2 separate regions of the Homo sapiens genome follow, and region 1 is linked to region 2. A link is an interaction called in ENCODE POLR2A ChIA-PET data of the cell type or tissue named here. Cell type or tissue: GM12878. All regions are shown on one strand.

Evidence for each region. ChIA-PET counts read pairs that join two places held together with the same protein. Peaks named below come from ENCODE experiments on the same cell type or tissue, not always from the same donor. Only the 100,000 strongest peaks of a DNase experiment are listed, where the experiment ranks them.
Region 1: POLR2A ChIA-PET joins it to region 2 with 7 read pairs; 7 of 35 experiments call an interaction of 5 or more read pairs at or near these places.

Annotation. Positions count from the first base shown.
Region 1 is chr6:15,456,151-15,461,150 of GRCh38, forward strand. The region is part of intron 4 of JARID2 (jumonji and AT-rich interaction domain containing 2); the gene reads left to right. Among named protein-coding and RNA genes, the nearest start is that of DTNBP1-AS1, 87 kb to the right of the region's middle. RefSeq lists an enhancer at 4,823-5,000. In GM12878, no CTCF peak of the experiment used is centred here; a DNase peak (open chromatin) is centred at 2,190; H3K4me3 peaks cover 1,092 bases; H3K27ac peaks cover 1,184 bases.
Region 2 is chr6:15,342,460-15,347,459 of GRCh38, forward strand. The region is part of intron 1 of JARID2 (jumonji and AT-rich interaction domain containing 2); the gene reads left to right. Among named protein-coding and RNA genes, the nearest start is that of JARID2-AS1, 96 kb to the left of the region's middle. In GM12878, no CTCF peak of the experiment used is centred here; no DNase peak of the experiment used is centred here; H3K4me3 peaks cover 348 bases; H3K27ac peaks cover 1,203 bases.

The DNA of each region.
Region 1 (5,000 bases), 110 kb after region 2:
TACTTGTGCGTGCACTATCTTATAACATTATATTTTCTGAGGTTCTGGGAAACCTGGAGAGTCTTTTAGTTGCGGAGGCATGCTTATTTATTGTTCAAATAAATGCCATCTAGAGAAAACATTACCAAGTAAGTACCTGGCTTTGAAGTTTCAGGATTCCAGACAGAAGAGAATCATCTTTTCATAGATAAAATTTACTTCTTTTAGATGTCAAATACAAAAAAGGCTTAAATAATTAAAGCCTAGGAGATGTTTAAAACAAATTTAAAAAAATGCTCTGAACCTTTGGAAATGAATTTCATATATGAGCTAGGCAATAAAAATAGGCTTTGTTATTTGTTTTTCTGTTCGTATACAATATTGTACTGTTTTGCTATTTCTTTTATACTTTTTTTAGATCTGAGGTATTAAAAATGAGTCATCCTAGCTTTAAAATACCATTTTTTTTTCCCGGGAGGATAAGTGTGTTTACCTGATCTGACTCTACAAACCCCAAATGACAGATGATGCTTATTATAGCTTCATGACCCTGAAAATCTGATGGATTTGGTGGCCTTAGATAGCATCTTTTCTATCTAGGATATCTAGATAGCATCAAGATAGGTAGTTTCTTGAGCTAATTAAAACCTGTATTTCAGTGTGTACAAAGGTTACATAGTGATCCCTGTTGTTGTGGTACTTTAATAATTTTATTTCCATTTTAATTTAAGAAAAACAGGATGTTAAGCTTTTTTTTTTTTTTTTTTTTACAATCATAAAAGTAGTTCCTGTTCATCTTGGGAATATTGGCAGAAGAAAGGTAAAGAAGTAGGCAAAAGAATGCATTCAAAATAGCATCTCCACCATCTCCCAGAGACGACCGCTGTTAATTACCTTGTTTGTGACTATTTTACTGAGCATTCTGTGTGCATGTATAATACATATTTTTCCTGAAATGATATTGCATTATACTTTCGTTTTTGCAGTCTGATTTTCCTACTTAACACTGTCACAAAAATGCCTGTCATTTCATTTTAATAGCTTATGTTCCATTTGGTGAATGTCTCATAATTTATCTAATTCCTGATGCACATTTAGAGAGATTTCCACCTTTTTGATATCCACTGCTAATGACGCATATCCTTAGTTAAATCTTCACCTTGTTGAAGCCCTTTCAGGCAAAGTTGACAGTTGGGAATGCGATTAACCTTCTTACACCTGCATCCTAATTCTGTTCTTTTTTCGTGCTGATTCCAAAGCAAACATAGCTTGTCACATCCCCAAGCCTCTAGTGTTCACCATAAAGAGCTCAGTCAGCCCATCACCCTTGGGTGACAGCGAGCACTGTGAGGGGTAAAGAAGGCAGTCTTTAATATGCTCATTATTTATAGGGAAGAAAGTCTGGCTGCAGAAATAATGAAGGAAGCAAATCAAACACCTGGAAGTGATGTTTGTTGCTAAGGATCCAGGTCTTTTTTTTTTTTTTTTTTCCCTTCTCCAGTCCTCAATTATTACCTTTAATATTCTCGGCACTTCTTTGGGATTTGGAAGAGAATAAATCGTGAGGCCAAGGGAAAGACAGCGAGTGGAGTTCTTTAAACCTTGTTTGTTATCTGTTAATGACAGTGAGAAATCTTTGAGATGGGGAGGAAAAACCCTATACTATTAATACTGGGATTAGTATAGATATGTAAACACCCAGCTAGTCATTCTGAGGTTAAAAGCTTTAGAAATCTAAAACAAATTTGTTTTAAGACACTACCAGCTAAGTCTGCAAGGCTCTTTCATTTCCTATTTAATATTGTGACCTAAAATTTCTACAGGAAAGGAGGATGGGATGAATAGTGCAGCCGGCCCGAGGTATTTGCCCGCAGTGTATTTATCTTTAAATAGCTGCTTTGAAGGGGTCCACATGTCTCTTGCCAGAGGCATAATTAGTATCTTTCACTGGCACACGCGGGGAAGAGGGTTTTGCGCTTGCTGCATGCAGTGATTCGTACCATCGCCGTATTCCCTGTCACCACTCTGGTTATTCTTAATGAGTTCTGTCGTCTCCTCTTTGTTCTGACTATGATTATTAACAGATTAAAAAGAGCTTAATGTAGCAGAGCACTGGCAGGTTAAATGATTCTCTTATTTACATTTTCCTCTTTACGGGGCACTGCAAACAAGGGGATTCCCAAAGGGGACTCCTGAAGCATGCAAACCTACATACACAGTTCATTCCTATGACCGTGGGCATCACAGTTCAGCGTCACGGCTCGGCACAGTGAAGAGAGTGTTATTATGGGGAGTTCCTCGTAAATATCCTTACTGTCAGCCGTTGTGAAGCAATGCTGTCTTGTTTTGGAACTGCCTGCCTTTTGTTTCTTCTGTCTTACAGAATCTTTAGTGATCAGCTGTCATTCAGTTGCTAATTAATTCAGCAAACCTTTATTAAACTCTTTTTGTATGCTAGACACCTAGAAAACAGATTAGACACAGGAAAGCAGTATTGGTGGTGGGTGAAATTGAGGATATAACAATAAATGCGTGAAAATGCTGGGATAGAAGTGTGTACCCATTAAAGCAGGAAGGGAGAGGCCCTGGGATGGCTGCAAAGGAATGCTGACATTTGCTGCGGGTCTCCGCGTTACAGTGCATTAGGAATCTTTGCAGAAAGAGGATAGTGCTGGGAAGGGGTTCTGCAGAAGCAACTGCCAAGGCATGGATTGATGTTGGAGGTCCTGGAGTTAAAGCAAGAAAGTTAGGATAAGCCTCAGATTCTGCATGCCCTGGGCTAGTTACTGGAGTATCCCTTGGCGTTCTTCAAGTCAGGGGTGACATCATAATACACCTATGAGGTTAGGAAGATGTTACTGGCAGCTCTGCAGAAAATCGATTGAGGCTGCAGGGAGTTCTTTCTAGGGGCATTGGCAGAAGGCTGGCATGTCTTGGGCAGATGATTTAAATATTTCTCAGCCTGAGCTTCCTCATCTGCGAAATGGATATTCTAGAGTCTATAGCACATAGTTGTTGCAGAGCTAATGGGTATGAAATAGCCCAGAATTGATACCTGAGGCGATCATCCACATATAGGCATCCTTTGATAACTCAGAGGACTGATTTATGGACCTCCTTTTGATACCAAAATTCATGGATACTCAAGTCCATTATGTAACATGGCACATGGTATTTGCATGTATGCACATCCTCCTGTATACTTTAAATCATCTCTTGATTACTTATAATACCTAATACAATGTAAATGCTGTGTAAATTTGTTAGATAATATTGTTTAGAGAATAATTACAAGGAAAAAAAGAGTCTGTATGTGTTCAGTAGAGATGCAACCGTCCCTTTTTTTACCTGAATGTTTTTGATCGACAGTTGGTTGATTCCATGGGTGCAGAAGTGTCTGATACAGAGGTCCAACTGTACATTTATTTACCATTTTTTCCAGTGAATTGAGGCAGAGGTAGTGGAGAGGAAGATTATTAGATTTTGGATTTAGGTGGAACTGTCTAAAAGACCAGCTGAATCGGCCACAGGTAATAGAAGAGACAGCCAACCTGTGGTGTTTTTTCTAAAGAGCGTTGCTGGCCTCATTGGCAAGGAACACATATTTTGATGTGGTCCTAGCCTTGAGTATTGAGGACTAGGATTTCTAAGTAGGGCAAATGCAAAAGCCTGGGGTGATTTAGAGGTCACAGAATGAAAGGGGATTAACCTGCCAGAAAGCAATTAAGTAATCCCCCAATTGCAAGGAACACTATGGTGCTAATAATGAGCTTCCTTGAGCAAAATGGGAATACTTTACATTATGTAAACTCTTTGGGGAGGAAATCACACTGTCTCCAGTGGTACACAACTTTTTTTGAGGGTCTCTGGGAGTTGTTGCATCTTAGTTTTTGAGAGCAGCAGTAGTGAAAGTGTATGTTTGAGAACGGTGTCATCACTGCCTAGGGGCTTTCAGTGGCCTTAACGTTCTGCATATGCTTGGTTTTCTCCTAGAGTCAGTTACCTGTTTCATTTGTTGGGATAGTTTATCAGTTAATAATGAAGAAATCTGAAACCCTGAAATTTTTGAGGTCTGAGGAGGGGAAGGATGGATCACTTTTATTGGCCCTGTGACGTTGATCAGATGTTATTAATAAGACTGTAGGTCATTTTGCTGTGAGGATTCTCCCTGCTACAGGCCAGCTGGCCTCTGACCATGTTGTGCCCTCCCTGAAGATAAGGCAGGCTTCCTTTTTGCTGCCAGTGAGTACTGGCACAGATTCAGTAGTACTTCTCAGAGTCATCTCTGGCCTTCTCCTTACTTTCTAGAGAGTCCTTGAGTCTTTCTGAAATCCACTTAGAGAACATGGAAATAAGACTTTAAGTATGGCAGTGCTGTTTTGTTGGCCAAGCACCTTGCTGACTGAAGGGGTTTCATTTATAGCACTAAAGTCCCTGGTGTCTGTGTCCCGCAGGGAAGTTGAGTATTCAGCTTCTCCATTGGGAACTGAGGAAGGCCTCACATGATTCGCACAAAGACTGTTGTCTGTAGTGGCTGTTAGAATGCTCATTTTGTTGTTGTTGTTGTTGTTGTTGTTGTTTTGTTTTTTGAGACGAAGTCTCCCACCCTGTGTCACCCAGGCTGGAGTGCAGTGGCGTGATCTCGGCTCACTGCAACCTCCGCCTCCCATGTTCAAGGTATTCTCCTGTCTCAGCATCCTGAGTAGTTGGGAATACAGACGTGCCCCACCACACCCAGCTAATTTTTGTATTTTTAGTAGAGACGGGGTTTCACCATGTTGACCAGACTGGTCTTGAACTCCTGACCTCAGGGTATCTGCCCACCTTGGCCTCCCAAAGTGCTGGGATTACAGGCGTGAGCCACTGCACCCAGCCAGAATGTTCACTTTCTTACTGGTTTCTTCTTCTCCACTTGAGATAATACCGTGATGGCTTGAGCACCATCATGGCTGCTGCTATGTGGTATGATTTCTATATTCAGTGAGATGAAGCGAACCATAGATAGACCTTGTGGCATTTGA
Region 2 (5,000 bases):
GCCTCCTAGAATTTATTAGCACCTACCTAGCATTGGGGTATCTAATTCAAACTAATTAGAATTAGTTTGATCTAATTCTGTGCTGTTGAAAGTAACAAAGTAGTGAGCTTAGTGCACCTTCATAATTAACTCCTTATGATAAAAAGGAGTGAATTGCTTATTCAGAATATACACATTTTTAATGGGGGGTATTCTATTAAGTTCTATTAACTTTTCTAGTTTGTTAAAATTATAGAAAAATTTGTGGTTTATACTGGCAAAATTTTCCATAAAATTATTCAACTAGCTTCTTCTTCAAAGTGAACATTATTATGCATCTTGACCTTTTCCCACCTCGTTATTTTGTGTCGTTACTTACCCATAATTTAGGTGTTTAGTACTAGTACTAAGTTAGGAAATTATTACTGAGGTGCTTTGATTGAAGACGCCTTTACTGAGTCCTTGGGAAGTAAAATAGTGACGGTTAGGCCTGGAGCAGTGGCTCACGCCTGTAATCCCAACATTTTGGGAGGCCAAGACATTTTGTGGTATCCAGTGTTTTGGGCGGGTTACCTGAGGTCAGGAGTTTGAGACCAGCCTGGCCAGTGTGGTGAAACCCCATCTCTACTAAAAATACAAAAATTAGCCGGGTGTGGTGTTCATATCTGTAATCGCAGCTACTTGGGAGGCTGAGGCAGGAGAAGCACTTGAACTCGGGAGGTGGAGGTTGCAGTGAGCCGAGATCGTGCCATTGCACTCCAGCCTGGGCGACAAGAACGAAACTCCGTCAAAAAAAAAAAAAAAAAAAAAAAGGGAATAGCTGCTTTACTTCACAGTCCTAGTTAAGGATTTAAAAAAAAAAAAAAGCTCATGAGCATGCTCTTCAAATTTTGGTTTTGTGATTTCTGGGGTTTTCCCATTTAATTCCAGATGGAAGAGTGTCATTAAGTTCTCTTCAAATGTAACCAAATTTAGTGTGTATTATTATTGCTGGTGGAATACAATGATGGTGAATATCCCATTAAAAACTCCTCCCTAGCCCCTAATCACATTGAAGTTACATTAAAGAGTTGGATGTGTATTGAAAGTATGATAGTCTCTTGCTATAAAATTAGGCTATTGTGCAGTCAAAGAGGCCTCTGCTAAGTGTGGTTCCATTTTGGTGTATTTGGAGGGAGAGGAAGGGCAGCCGGTATCCTGTCACTGTGTCCCCCAACATTGAGCAGATGTTCTCTGAGTTAATGTTGCTCTTCAGTTATCTTTGACAGAAGCAGGGTCTGGTTAAGATCAGATTGTTTAGACTAATGTACATTGATCTTGGCATAATGATCACAAGACTATAAGCCAGCTAGACAAGCAAGTGCTGGTGGTGAGTTGTTAGATTAAAAAAACAAAGCAGTTGTTTTGAGAATAACTTCGGTGCCCTGGACTTACATTACAAGACATTGGTTTTGTTGTATGCTACTTTTAGATTTACCTGGGAGGACCTTTTACTTAATAAATAGCTCCAGACTATTAAGCTCGGTGCTGCTGATCCTGCGGAGAGGACCCGGACCTGAGAGTTAGTGGGAGCCACCCTTTCAGACAGACAGGGCGTTGAATGCAAAATTCTCTTGAATTTTAAGGAAGTACATGATAATCTGTTTTACTTGGGAGTATGTAGTGATTTTTTTTTTTTTTTTTTTTTTTTTTGTAAATTTCCAAGGGTGGCTGTGAAACTTACTTTCGTGGTAGTGGTGGACCCTTGAAGCGTTTTTGGAAAGTAGATGAAAGAGGGAGATGTTTACTAATTCTGTTATTTTTATTCAGTGGGTGGTGCTTGAGTGGGTATAATTTCCTCTCTAACATTCTGTCATGTTCCATGTAACTTAGATAAAGCACACTCTGGCATATAGGAATTTCCCTACTTGCTTACCTTGGGATGTGGAGTGTGTGTGGCTTTGTCAGACTCGGCTGATGTAATGAAAAATGGAATTAAAAAACGTGACTGAGAGTCCTACTAAAGTCTGAGCTCTCTGGTTTAAAAAAAAACCAACGCAGCTGTATTGCTATGTCTCACTTACCATATACAGTTCACCCATTTAAAGTGTACAATTCTTTTTTTTTTTTTAACTGTTAGGTTGTGCAAGCATCACAATTTAAGTCCAAAACATTCCCATTCCTCAGTCTCTGATTGTAGAAACAAATGATCTATGACTATTTCTTACCATGAGTATGCAGATTATTTGATGCACAGCTTTTTATTTTACCTTCTTTATAGATTTCCACCCAGGAAAAAATTTTAATCCCAGGTTGTCTCTTACTTGTATGAAGTTTTCTGTAATAATTTCTTAATTATTGTAATTCTATGAACATCAACTGAAATGTAATTTTATTAATAGCTTATTCTGTAAAAATGCTATTAATAATAATAAAAATATCAAAAAACGTTTTGAAGGCATTGCATTACCTGCCGTTTTGGATTATGATCATTCTTTTGTGTGGATAGTTGAAGATTTTAATTTTTTGACAAGCTCAATTGAATTAGGGAAGTAAGTTTGCTGCTATTGCAAAATCATATAATGCATGTTAAATATCAGTTATCAGTGTAATTTGTTTTTTTAATGCAGCAGCTGGTTTCTAGGCTTAGGAATGATAGTTGGCAGATTTTCCTACTGCTTTCCTGTGATGTTTGTTAGAAGCTTCTAGTATAGTTTCTTCATTTCTAAGCTTTTGAGACTGATTGTATGCTGCTTATCTATATATGTAGATAAGTTTCTTGTCTTTCAAGGTCTTTTCAAGAGGTGCTGGAGCAGATTTAGGAACGCAGCATAGTTTAATATTGTTAAGCAGGGATGTGTACCTGAATCTCTTTTGGAAGTACAAAAATTCACCAAGTTGGTACCTCCGGCTACCCAACTCTGATATGGAAACCTGGGGTGATCTGCTGTCAATTACGAGTTGCACCTCAGCTAGAGAACCGTTGTTAATTTATTTGTCCTCTAATTGAAAATCTGGAGCTCGAGCTTACTCATTGATCTTGGTCTAGTTACTGTATTCCCATCCTTTCCTGTGTAATTGAGAAAGAGCTTTTGATAGGAAGTAGTATATGGAAAAGTAATTCAACCTCTTGGAATTTTCAACTAAAATTCAGTTCATAATTAAACATATTAATTTATTTAATATTATTCGTTCCCATTGCTGGGACCGAAATAAGACCATAAGTGCATTTTATACATTTTCTAGCTTTTATAAGTTTGCTTCCTTTAAAATACCGATTTTGACTTTATTCCTCTTAGATGGAAATTTTCTGAGAAAGAATTCCATTTTCTTACGTTTTCTTAGAGTTACATGGGCAACATTGTAGTTCAGCACAGCCCTTGGGTTGCTGGGAGTCTGTTACTGGGTCATTGAGCCTTGGGTGGACCAGAAGGCTCACACTGATGAAGCCTTGGGAAGGGAACTGCCTGGGATTGAATCTCTGCTCTGCTGCTTATCCAGGTTTGCAACTTGGGATAAGTTAGCTTTTCTTTCATGGAGTGGTGATATATGAAACATACATTCCGTAAGTGTTCGTGGTTTTGTTGTCGTTCAGCTGTCTGTATTAGAAATAATGAATTATTATTCAGTGATTTTTCCTGTCTGATAAAAGTCTGTTGTCAGATGTAGATTGGACGCTTAGAGGTTCAGGGTCTTTCATCTAGTTAAATGCGCATTAAAGCATCTATTTGGTGAACATTACTTTTGTGGCATAAAATAGTTTAAATGTGCTTCCCAAAGATCCTGGCTTCCATTAAGATATTCATTTATTCATTAGGAGAGTAATTCATTTTTTATTACACAGTAGCTTATAGCAGGTGTTAGAAACTCCAGTTAACACTAATGGCAATCAGCATTTAACTTTTTTCTTTACTGTCTGCTGTTTTGTGGTTTTCCACCATTTATTCTTAATTGTCATATATAGTGGAAGTAATTAAATCCATGAGTCGCCTCCTCTTGTTATAAATGTTTGTACCCCTTTTAAGTTTGCTTGGCTTTCTCAGATTCTGGTTTCAATTAACATGCTTATGATTTTCTGGGTTTGCAGGGCAGATTAGTAGGCTTTGGTGTGGCTTTTTTCTTTCTTCCTTTCTGCCTTTACGCGTTTGGTTGATGCATCTGTGTACCTAACCCACTTCTCTGGGAGAGGGGATGTGGAGCCATCGTTTTGTCTTGATCTCCAGGAGCCTTGCTTGATTTTGTTTGTTCTGCTCTAACAACGTCTGGATGCTTGTAGTGACCAGCTTGTAGTGGTCAAGTTATTCCTATTGAAGTAATTGTAATTTTTTTTTTTTTTTTGAGACAGTCTTGCTTTGTCACCCAGTCTGGAGCGCAGTGGTGTGATCTCGGTTCACTGCAACCTCCACCTCCTGGGTTCAAGCAGTGCTCCTTCCTCTGCCTCCCAAGTAGCTAGGAATACAGGTGCTTGCCACCACACCCATCTAATTTTTGTATTTTTAGTAGAGACAGGGTTTCACCATGTTGGCTAGGCTGCTCTCGAACTCCTGACCTTGTGATCTGCCTGCCTCAGCCTCCCAAAGTGCCGGGATTACAGGTGTGAGCCACCATTCCCTGGCAGTAATTGTAATATTTTATATCAGAAGAAAAGATAGGTAGACTGTTTTCTTAAAGCAGTATTTGTCATCCCTGAGACATTTCGTGGTTAAGAACATGAGAACACATGTGAAGTAACTAAATATTCAGCAGCTACTATATATTTAAGTAGTTGGGTTGAGAATTTAGCTATAATTTATGGGCAGAATGAGGATATGGGGAAAAGAAGGACCCAGGTAGGTGGTGAAATGCTATCCTAAACCTTTTGAAAGTATTTAGAAAGGAAGTATGTTGATGAAATGCAGGACTTAACGAGAATGTGTGTGGGGAGGTGGTGGGAAGTATGGGAGAAGTGCACATGCTTGATGATGAGAGAAATGATTATTTTGTTTCATGCAAGCAAGCATTCTTCTCAGTATTTTAACCTTTTAAACCATCAGAATTCATTT